Linked DNA regions of Mus musculus: region 2 is linked to region 1. A link is a loop called in an ENCODE intact Hi-C map of the cell type or tissue named here. Cell type or tissue: left cerebral cortex. All regions are shown on one strand. Each heading gives the region's core, and the rest is flanking DNA. Links, peaks and the distances in the headings are about the cores only.

Region 1 (5,379 bases), core at 181-5,180:
GAATCTTGGCAGTGTGTTGATGACCCAGAAGCAGCTATGGAAAAAGAGAAGTCTCCAGGTGTGTTCCCTCCAATACTCATCTTGAAACTCCATCTGCATGATGCTGAGAAGTGGGACAGGTGGGACCTTAAGTAGTGGCCAAGTATCTGCCCTCAAGCTGAGTACGGTGGCAGTGGCAAACCTGTGATCTCAGTACCTGAGAGGCAGAGGCAAGCAGATATCAGGCTAGTGAGCTTGAGGAGGACAGTACTGGTTACATAAGGCTTTTCCTCAAAAAAATGTGGAAGGAAGGAAGGAAGGAAGGAAGGAAGGAAGGAAGGAAGGAAAGAAAGAAAGAAAGAAAGAAAGAAAGAAAGAAAGAAAGAAAGAAAGAAAGAAAGAAGAGAGAGAGAATAAAGTCTGTCATGAGTTACATTAGCTCATTCATATGAGTAATAAGTTGTGGGCCAATGAGCTCCCTCCCTCCCTCCCTCCCTCCCTTCCTCCCTCCCTCCCTCCCTCTCTCCCCCTCCCTCCTTCCCTCCCTCTCTCCTTTCCTCTCACCTTCTTTTTTCTTCCTTGTTTCTCCCTGCCCTTACACTAGTCCAGGCTAGCCTTGACTTCCCAGTCCTTTTGCCAGCTGTCAATGCTGGGCTCCATAGGTTTTCTAGGAAGTAGCTCTCCTCTAGGTCACAGCGTACCCTCCTTTGCCACATGATCCCCTGTGTCACCTATGACCTCTTCCTGTAAGAAAGTCATATAGATCCATGGGCGACATCAATTCTCCTTTCTTCATAATTTACCAAGCCTCTAGCAGTAGCAACCAGACCAAACAAGACCCAAATCTGAGCTCAGATCTTTTAGAGGCTACTGCTCTGTCTTCTACCTTGTTGCTAACTTTTTCCATATACTTGCTGCTGGAGGGCATTTCTGGAAAGAAATACAAACAATTTCCAAGTGACATCTGCCTGTCCATGTGTATCCTATGAGTAACTCAGAGGGCTGAACAGAGAAAGGAAGCAATGATACACTCCATTGGGCAGCTAAGGAGACAACGTGTCTCCTTAGAGTCTCACCAGGAAACTGTCTACGTTGAACTAATGAGAATATGAAGAACATGGAAAGATTACGGAGAACTCAATTCCATGATGAGTGTTTTTTGTAAACAGAACAGACAGCAAGAAGAACAGGCTGTGAACAAGAAGGTTGTGAGGCCCGGTGTGGTGGTGCTTGTCTTTAATCCCAGCATTCCAGAGGCAGAGAGGACTCTGTTAGTTTGAGAGCACCTTCGTTTATACAGCAAGTTCCTGGTCAGCTGAAGTGAGACCCTGTGGATGACAGGAAGAGGAGGAAGAGGAGGAAGTGGTATTGGCACAGTGTTGGCTGCAGCTCTCAAGATCTCCTTTCCTAATATGAAGCAGAATTTAGAAGGCACACTTGAGCCATTGGTGGTCATTGCCTCCTTCCAGTCAGGATGCCAATACTAGTGATAAAATAAAGCCCTACAAATATCAAACTCATTTTTTTTTCTCATGAGAACAGAAGTATTAGGGTTAAGGACGGAACATACTTGGTGAAATGCTTGCTGAGGTCACACATGAGACCCTAGGTTGAATCCTCAGCACTGAGTAAACTAAGCTAAGTGGTGCCCACCTATAATCCCAGCACTCAGGAGGATCCAAAGTTCAATCCTCACTTACATAGTGAGTTCAAGGCCAACCTGGGTTATATGAGGCTGTCTCAAAGAAACAAACCAAATAATTTTAAATAAAAAATAAACATAATCAGCAGAAGAAAATACCCTAATGCTGGCAAGATGGTAAAGGCATATGCCACCAAGCCAGGCTCCTGGGATTTGATCCCTGGGACCTATATGGTAGAGAGAAGGTGAGAAATGACTTCACAGGTTGTCTTTAGACTTATACACACACACACACATACACACACACACACACAGAGAGAGAGAGAGAGAGAGAGACAGAGACAGAGAGAGAGAGAGAGACAGAGACAGAGAGACAGAGACAGAGAGAGAGACACATATACACAGAGAAAGTAAATGGATAAAAATTTTAAAACAAGTAATCCTCCTCCCAGCTTTGAAACACTGGAAGTCAAGGAATCACTCCAACTCAGTCCATGGAAGTTGAATCCAGTAAACTACTTAATCACATCTGGTTTCCATAGCAACAACCACATACACGGCTTTGTTGAACAAGACTGAATAAGGGCTGCCAGTGTGAAACACAAATTGTGCTCTGTTCTTGGTTCATCAGCATCTCCTCCTTGAACACTGGGTGCAAAGGGTGCAGCACTCCGCGTTTTTCTCCGTGGTGATCACCTGGCTTCACAGGGATCACCTCAGCTCCTTGTTTCTGGTGCAGAGCTCAGGACTGTGGGAGGAGACACATTGCAAGCACTCTAAACGGAAAGAAAACCATTTCAGATAGTTGCTCATCCACCCAGGGATTTTTTTTCTCCCAGGCAGTCGTGCCTTTTTCTGTTGTATTCGGATCTGAGACAGATTTCCTAAGTGCCAGGCTATTTTTAGAGGGGCTTGGGAGAGGGAAGAGCTTAAAATCCACCTAAACTTAGACTCAGTGTCTCTCAGGGATACAGTTTGCACGTGCACAAACATGCCACACTACAGATCCCAGGCTTCTCTCCCTCTAGACTGAGAACTCAAAGATGAGAAGAATCACTCTCCAGCACAGGCTGAGGGAGAGGGGGTGAGATGGGAGCTGTTGGCTGGATAAATGTTCTGGGAAGTTACAGGGCACAGGCCTACAGGTGAAGGGGAATCCCCGGCCTGAAAGAAAAAACTCAGCAAGATTACATCAGCAGGTGGCGAGGTGAAAGGCTGAGCAGTGGATAGGCAGCCACAGAGTCTGGGCTTTCCCTCAAGAGCAACAGGAAGTTGGTGATCAAGGAAGTCACACAACTGGAGTTGCTGTGTAGAAAGATGACATTCAACCCTCAAGACCCTGAGACAGTCCTCAATGAGAGCTCTGCTTTTAGGCCTTCTCTTCCTCTGTGACATAGCCCATCTTCCCAGCTGCCATTCCCTCAGGAGTGGCAGCTTCTATAGTAGTTGACTAGGGAGCCCCACGATGAGGGCAAAGAGAAACTGCTCACTCTTTGCTGTGGATTGGAGAGCCCTCAATCTCCAAGGCTGAATGAAGTCCTGTTACCAGTGGTATAGTTGGGGACATGGGCAGTAAACTTAGGAGGTCCCAAAAGATAATTCTTCATCTGGCAGCATTGCTGGCCATGTATGTATGTATGTATGTATGTATGTATGTATGTATGTATGTATTGGGTTTTTTTTTGAGACAGGGTTTCTCTGTGTAGCCCTGGCTGTCCTGGAACTCACTCTGTAGACCAGGCTGGCCTTGAGCTCAGAAATCTGCCTGCCTCTGCCTCCCAAGTGCTGGGATTAAAGGCATGCGCCACCACTGCCTGGCTCAGCATTGCTGGCCTTAAGGAGTAAACTAGGGCTCTCTCTAGTATGAAGACCTTGAAGAAAAAACACACAACAGGAAGGTGGCCATCTATAAGCCAGGTCATGTAGCACCCTGATATTAGACTTCTAGCTTTTAGAATCCTTTGTTCATTACCTCGTGATATTTTATTATGATTATCCAAGCAAGCTGTATTACATTTTTTTAAAAGATTTATTTATTTATTATATGTAAGTACACTGTAGCTGTCTTCAGACACTCCAGAAGAGGGCATCAGATCTTGTTACTGATGGTTGTGAGCCACCATGTGGTTGCTGGGATTTGAACTCGGACCTTTGGAAGGGCAGTCGGTGCTCTTAACCACTGAGCCATCTCTCCAGCCCTGTATTACATTTTTAGTTACATTTATCATTTAATTGTTATTTATTTATTTATTTATTTACTCTGTGTGTGTGTGTGTACGTGTGCCACACTGCATAGCACACCTCAGACAACAGCATGGAGGAATCGAATCTCAACCATCACATAGATCCCAGAATTTGAACTCAGGTCTGAGGTCACAGAATAGCTCAGAAGAGTTTGTGCTCTGTCTTTATCACACAGATCCCACAGACTGAACGCAGGTTGTCAGGCTTGACAGCTTGTGTCTGTGCCCCATGAGCCATCTCGCCTGACCTGTATTAGTTTCCTATGGGCCTCTGTGACTAAAATATCTGCCCAAACAACCAAGGCATAAAAGACTCATCTGGGCTCATAGGGTTTGAGGGACCTCAGACCATCATGGTGGATGGAAGCACAATGAGATGGACCTTGGGACAGCAGCTCCCACATCACCTGTCCAGCCAGTCAGCTGAGTACACAGGCAGAGATCAGAAATGGAAATGACACTTGAATACCCACCATTAGTGACATGCTTCCGTCAGCCAGGTCCACCTGCTATAACTTCACAGCCTCCAAAATGGTGTCACAAGTGCTGGGGTCAAGCATTCAGAGTGGAACATTCAAATTATAAGTCATTGTCCTTCCAGACAATGAAGAATAAATATTTTTATAGAATTTCTTTCCTTTATAAACCTGAAGAATATTCCAATATATGCTGTATGTGTATGTATGTATCATATTTTAAAAACATCCTGCTCTCAGCCCATGACTACTTGTTTCTCCCTTCATCCAGCATCTTTCTTCTTCTTCTCCTCTTCTTCCTCCTCCTCCTATTCCTCATCTTCTTTTTCTCCTCTTCCTCTCCTTCTTCCTCCTTCCCCTCTTCTTTTGAGACAGGGCCTCCTGACTGTCCTGGAGCTCTGTGTAGATCAGGATGGCCTTAAATGTACAGAGACTTGCCTGCCTCTGTCACCTAAATCATGGGATTAAAGATAAGCAACACCACGCCCAGCTAGCCACCATCTTTCAATAGCTCCTCAGCCTGAGGTGAGGGCTGAACCTTGGAGGGGTATAATATAGATGCCCCATTTGTCGCTTAGCACTTCACAGTCAATTATTTTTGCATTTTGAAGAGCTGTGAATTTCTGTGTTATTCCCACTACATTCCACAAAGAAACTTCTCTAATGAGGTCCCAGGGCTGCACTAACTTATGGGTAGAGAGATGTGAATTTAAAGGGCAGTTGGATACAATGTCTGTTTAACAAATAATAGTAGTAGGTCCTTCCATGAGGCTAGTCAATTTACCAACCATGATTAAATTTGCAATACCAGGCATGTGTTTTCTCCTATGGAGTAGGACTTAAAGTTAACCAAAAAGTGGTTGGTTACCCCCAAAACATTCATGCCACTATTGCATCTATGGGCGTGTTTTGCCATGCTGGTCACTATTGTGGTTCATATGATTCACAGTTGGGTAAGACTGTTGATGACTTTTGATGCCCTCCTCCCCCCAAGGGACCGCATAGTACCTTCAAGTACCATGAGAGTTGGCTAGCAGGG
Region 2 (5,326 bases), core at 327-5,326, 80 kb after region 1:
AAGGAATGAAGCTGTGAGGAAGGAAAACTCAGGGCAAGAAAGAACAAGCAATGAAACCAGTGTGGAGGAGGTGGAGCTGGGGAGAGATGAGGTCTTTGTCTGACATGGTAATTTGAACTTGCTTAGCCCAGGGAATGGCACTGTTAGGTGTGGCCTTGATGGAGAGGGTGTGTCACTGTTGGGGTGGGCTTTTAGACCCTCCTCCTAGCTGCCTGGAAGCTAGTCTTCTGGCAGCCTTTAGATCAAGATGTAGAACTCTCAGCTCCTTCTCTAGCACCAAGACTGCTTGCACATGACCATGACTGAACCTCTGACATTGTAAGCCAGCCCCAATTAAATGTTGTCACATATGAGAGTTGACTTGTCTCTTCACAGCAATGGAAACCCTAACTAAGACATGTGCACACACTTTCACAGTATATAGTATTGAATGGCCAAACCTCAAGCACTATTTGCTTTTATTTTATTTATTTATTTATTTATTTATTTATTTATTTGAGACAGCGTTTTACTATCTATCTATGGCTGGCCTGGAATAGATAACTATTTATTTATTTATTTATTTATTTATTTATTTATTTATTTATTTATTTATTTGAGACAGCGTTTTACTATCTATCTATGGCTGGCCTGGAATAGATAACTAGACTAGGATGGCCTTGAGTTCACAGAGAACAGCCTATTTCAGCCACTTGAGCAGTGGATTCTAAAGACATTTATCACCACAACTGGCTCAAGCACAACGCTTAAATATTTTAAAATATTTTCTGTGTGTATGCCTGGTGCCTTTGGAGGTTAGAAAAGGACAATGGGTTCTCTGGAACTGGGTTTAGAAAAGGATGTCAGCTGTCATGTAAACACTGGAAACTGAACCCAGGTCCTCTGGAAGAGCAGCCCATGTTCCTTACTGCTAAACCATCTCTCTAGCCCCTAAAGCAGTAATTTGAAAACATTCCTCTAACTTGCAGGACTCCTAATGTGTGGGGTCTCACCCAAAGGTAGGGATCTGGAGGGGCTGTAAATATACTGGACCCCTCAAGACTATGGTGGGGGAGAAAACCGTCCAATTAAACAGAATTGTTTTAGACTAGCTTTTTACAGTAGTAGGCCCAGTGGACAGAACCAAACTGGAATGGAATCTTTTGTGCTAAGTGCCACTTAAATGAACTTGAAACAAGCTTGCTTTCTCCATAGTTCTGCTCAACACAATCTCCTTTGTTTAAACCTATAAGGATAGTACCCTAGAACTTGGGCTTTTCATTCTCTTTCCATTTCTCCCATAAGAAAATATGGGACGTCTCCCCATAAGCAGATCCATGCTGCTCTAGAACTCTCCACTAGCTCTAGGCTGAGTTTGTTCTGGTTGTGTGCTTTCTTGAGAGGGGTGGAATTTGGGACCAAATTCCAGACACCGATTCACATGCTACGCCATATCCCCAGCCCCTCGAATTTTGTCTTTCAACAGTCAACCCTTTTGTTCTTTTGTGTGGTCCTGAAATTTTAGCCCGAATAGAATCCATGTAACAATATTAAATTATTCTTAATGCTGTCTGAGAGAATTTTGCTAGCCTAAAGCTCCTGATCGTCTTGCCTCACAACGTCCTCCCAAGGCCTCGGGTTCAGACTGTACTTCCAAGGCCAGTTTTCGTCTTATGTCCTTTTTAAGAGACTTTGCATGTTAACAGTTTCCCAGTTTCTTTGGAGTCGGACAAGGACACTTAGAGCAACTAAATATCCCAGATGACCGTCCTGCTGCAGGAGTTCAGGCAAATGCCCTCAGTTAAGATGGCCGCAGCTGACTTGCCTTGACCTTTTCTCGCCTCAGCAAAGACGGGTTCAACAACTTCCTTTTAAACTCTGCTTTTCCCATAACAAAGATGGAGCCAGCGCTTCCGGTTCCGGGCTCTTGCGGTCAGCCGGTGAGTGACACGGGGCTCTGAGAACCTCTGCCGGTTTTTCTGCCGTTCTGGAGGGCGGTGGGAAGGGAGCGGGGAAGCGAGGAGGGAGGGGGAGGAGCGGATGGTTTATTCCGCCGGTTTCCCTGGCACCTGCCCCGCCCCGCCCCTCCGCTCCAAGCTCCGCCCACTGCGCTCTTTTTACCTCGCTCTGGAATTAGTAGAGATCAGGATTAGTTCCAGTCAATTATTTATTTTGGTTTTGTTAAGGCTTTTATGGTTTTGGTTTGCATATATATATAGTCTCTCTACATAGCTATGGTTGTCCTGGAATTCACTATGTCGATCAGGCTGGCCTCGAACTTACAAATAGATCCTCCTTCCTATGCTGGCATTAAAGGCGTGGGCTACCAGGGGTCTATTATAATTTTAAACAGCAGTATTAGTAACTTGATGTTTCCATAAAAATCAAAAGTGTAAACTACAGTCTGTTTTGTACGTTAGCCTAATTGTGCACTTGTGATAACCCTGGACTGTTCTCATCACGCCAAGGAAAACTATTTATTGAGGAACACAGTCCAGAACCAGAGAGCTTCGCTCCGCCCACCACTTGCCCCTACCCCAGTCCTGGGCTATGACCAGAGTGCTGTCTGTCTCTAGGGTTGTTTAATTTGCATTGTATATAAACGGAATCAAAAAAGTATGTGGCTAGATTCTTGGGGCAGGGATTTGCAAAGCTTGTTTTGGGGACTTGAGAGAATTGCATTCCATGGATGACTTAACAATGCCTATCTTTATGGAATCGTATTGCATATTCTTATTTTTATGTTGAAAAGGACCTTCCTGTCTGTTTTCTGAATTTCTCCATCAATTGCCCATCAGTGTGATTCTACTTTGGGACTTACCTTTCTCTTTCACTTCTATGTCTTTGTGTCAATATTCTTGTCTTCATTCCAGGATCTCCATCACATCTGACTTGCACTATTTGTTTTGTTTTGTAGGGATAGTTTGGGCATTAGTAACATCATATTTTATTTTTTATTTTGTTATGTTTTATTTTAGTTTATTTTTAGGACAGGGTCTCACTATGTAGCTCTGGCTGGCCAGGAACTCACTATGTAGTTCAGTGGGCTCTAAACATACAGAGCTGGGCTTATGTCTGCTAGAACTAAAGGCATGGGCCACCACCCCTGCGAATAGCACCATCTTAAGATACTGGCTTCTGGTGCACGAACAAGGAAGGTCTTCCATTTCTTTAGTGCATATTTAACATCTTGTGCATATTTAATACAGCCGTGTTTCATTTCTGTGCCCTTACAAATGGAAAAGGTTCTTAATTTTTCTTTTGAGGTTGTATCACTTGTCTAAAAATACAAGTGATTTGTGTATGTGTTTGGTCTTGTATCTTGCAAACTTGTGTAAGTTGTTTATTTAAAAATTTTTTTTTGTGGCTTCCTTGAGGTTTTCTATACAAGATCATATCTGATTTTTGTTTGATTTTTGCCCTGGGGATTGAACCCAGAGTCTGGTACATGTTAGGCAAGTACTTTACCACCAAGCTGCATCCCCTGCCCCTGTGTCCTGCAAAGGGGGATAATTTTATAGCTCTCTTTCCAACCTTTCACTGCCTTTTCTTGTCTAACTGTGCTGTCTAAAACTTCCAACACAACACTGACTGGCCATAGCAAGTGGAGACGTTCTCATTTTGCTTCTGATTGCAAGATGAAAGCATTTCGCTGGCCTCATTGAGCGTTCTTACTGTGGGTTTTCGAAACCACTCTTTTTGAGGTTGCAGAAGACTATTTCTAGCTTGTTGAGTGAGTAATCGAGAAACTATATTTGTCAAAAGTCTGCTTGAGTCTGTGGTACTCATCAGTAATGTGCTGGGACACGCAGAGGGCTTGGCAGGGGCTGAGGGCTGAGGCTGTCACTCAGTAGAATTAGTAGAGTGCTCGCCTCTCATCAACAAGGCCCTGGATTTGCTCCCCAGTCCTACATAAACCAGGCACACCTTTAAGCTCAACTCAGTGGGAGGGGAAAATAGGAGAGTCAGGAGTTCAGTGCCTCCCCCATACACAGCAAGTTCAGTGTCAGCCTGAGCTACATGAAACTCTAAAACAAAACAAACCAACAAGAATGAATAACATGATTTTAAAATAAAACAGATTTGAATTTGGTGGGGGGGGGGTGGAGGTTAGTTCCATCTAGTCCTGACATACAGTCATTTCCTTCTTTTTTTGGTGTGTTTGGGGAGGGAGGGTGGCTGTGGGAAGGTGCACAGGTTTGCTGAGTCTAACCGAGCCATACCTCCAGTCTCTGGAGCCATCTCCTGTGTGTGCACTGCTAGATGCTCTGTATGTGTGTCTGTGGTACAGGACTGTGTACTTCCTGTGATGGGACTGTGGATATTGATGGGCTGCCCTTTCCCTTTGTCTTTCTTCCTTTTTCTTTCAAAAGAGGAACTATGTGAGTTCGTTTTACAGGCCTAGCAGTGTAGTTTAGTGGTAAGGAAGGCCCTTGGCTGGTGTGCCTGAGGACCTGGGTTCAATCCCCCAGTTCCCTCTGTCTCATCGTTTTCTCCTGTGCACATTCGCTGAGTCTCAGACAGTATGTTTAGGAGAACACGTGCAGCTGCTTATTTTATGGTGCAAAGGATTCAGCTTTGCAGCACGATTTTTTGTTTCCCTTTGGCACAGTGCCCAGCATGGAATTTTGGGCATTTAAGTGATTCAAAATGCAAACCAAGACTATCACATCAGGTATTCTTTTCGTTGATGACACTCAGTTTGATGTTCTAACAAGGCTCCTTTGAAGGCAAGCAGAGTATGCTGGCTCATCTATGACCTCTACACTCCCTTCCACAGGCCTCCTGCGCAGGGTTACGTAACGGAAGCAGAAGCCAGAGGTGCCATGCAGAGGTCCCTGCTGAAGCTCCAAGCTCACTGAGCTGTTAGAGCGCCTGCAGAGAGACGGGATGTTCTGGGTTTTTTTGGAAACCTTATCTTTCCACTCCTTTTAGCAGTGATCAGCTGATACCTTGGCAGATCTTCTGCCTGCGCAAGTGTCTGCAGCGTGTGACTGGGTGTCCTCAAACTAGGACCTGGCCAGACGTCAGTGTTGATTTGTTTTCTGTACTTGCTGCCTTTGCCTGATCAAGGCTATCACACTGAGGCTGCTCACTCTGAAGGCCTTCAAGCTGAGCGCATTCACTGGGAGCAGCTTCTACGGTGTAATGATAGGATTATCTGCTCCACGCACGGGGTCATTGCAGGTGAAGCACTTGGTGCAGGGGGCGAATCCACTATACTGTTGACAAATGTGATCTAGCCTCATTACACTGCTCATCTTATTCTGAAATTGCCTCGTTCATTAAACATATGTCTTTGAGATTTTTCAAGTTCTTTTATTCTTTTTTGTGTGTTCTGTCATTT

The links. A loop is a pair of places that touch in the nucleus more often than their neighbours do. Peaks named below come from ENCODE experiments on the same cell type or tissue, not always from the same donor. Only the 100,000 strongest peaks of a DNase experiment are listed, where the experiment ranks them.
Region 2: it touches region 1 in a loop (4-fold over the local background); 9 of 42 quality-filtered maps call a loop at or near these places.

What each region holds. Positions count from the first base shown.
Region 1 is chr2:132,605,030-132,610,408 of GRCm38, forward strand. The region is part of intron 2 of AU019990 (expressed sequence AU019990); the gene reads left to right. Among named protein-coding and RNA genes, the nearest start is that of AU019990, 9.5 kb to the left of the region's middle. In left cerebral cortex, for the core only: no CTCF peak of the experiment used is centred there; a DNase peak (open chromatin) is centred at 2,494; H3K27ac peaks cover 1,505 bases.
Region 2 is chr2:132,685,063-132,690,388 of GRCm38, forward strand. It overlaps Shld1 (shieldin complex subunit 1), which reads left to right and starts at 1,869. Exons shown (of 3, transcript NM_001358260.1): 1 at 1,869-1,919. In left cerebral cortex, for the core only: a CTCF peak has its summit at 1,914; DNase peaks (open chromatin) are centred at 1,865, 2,560, 3,744, 4,147 and 2 more places; H3K4me3 peaks cover 1,248 bases; H3K27ac peaks cover 4,039 bases.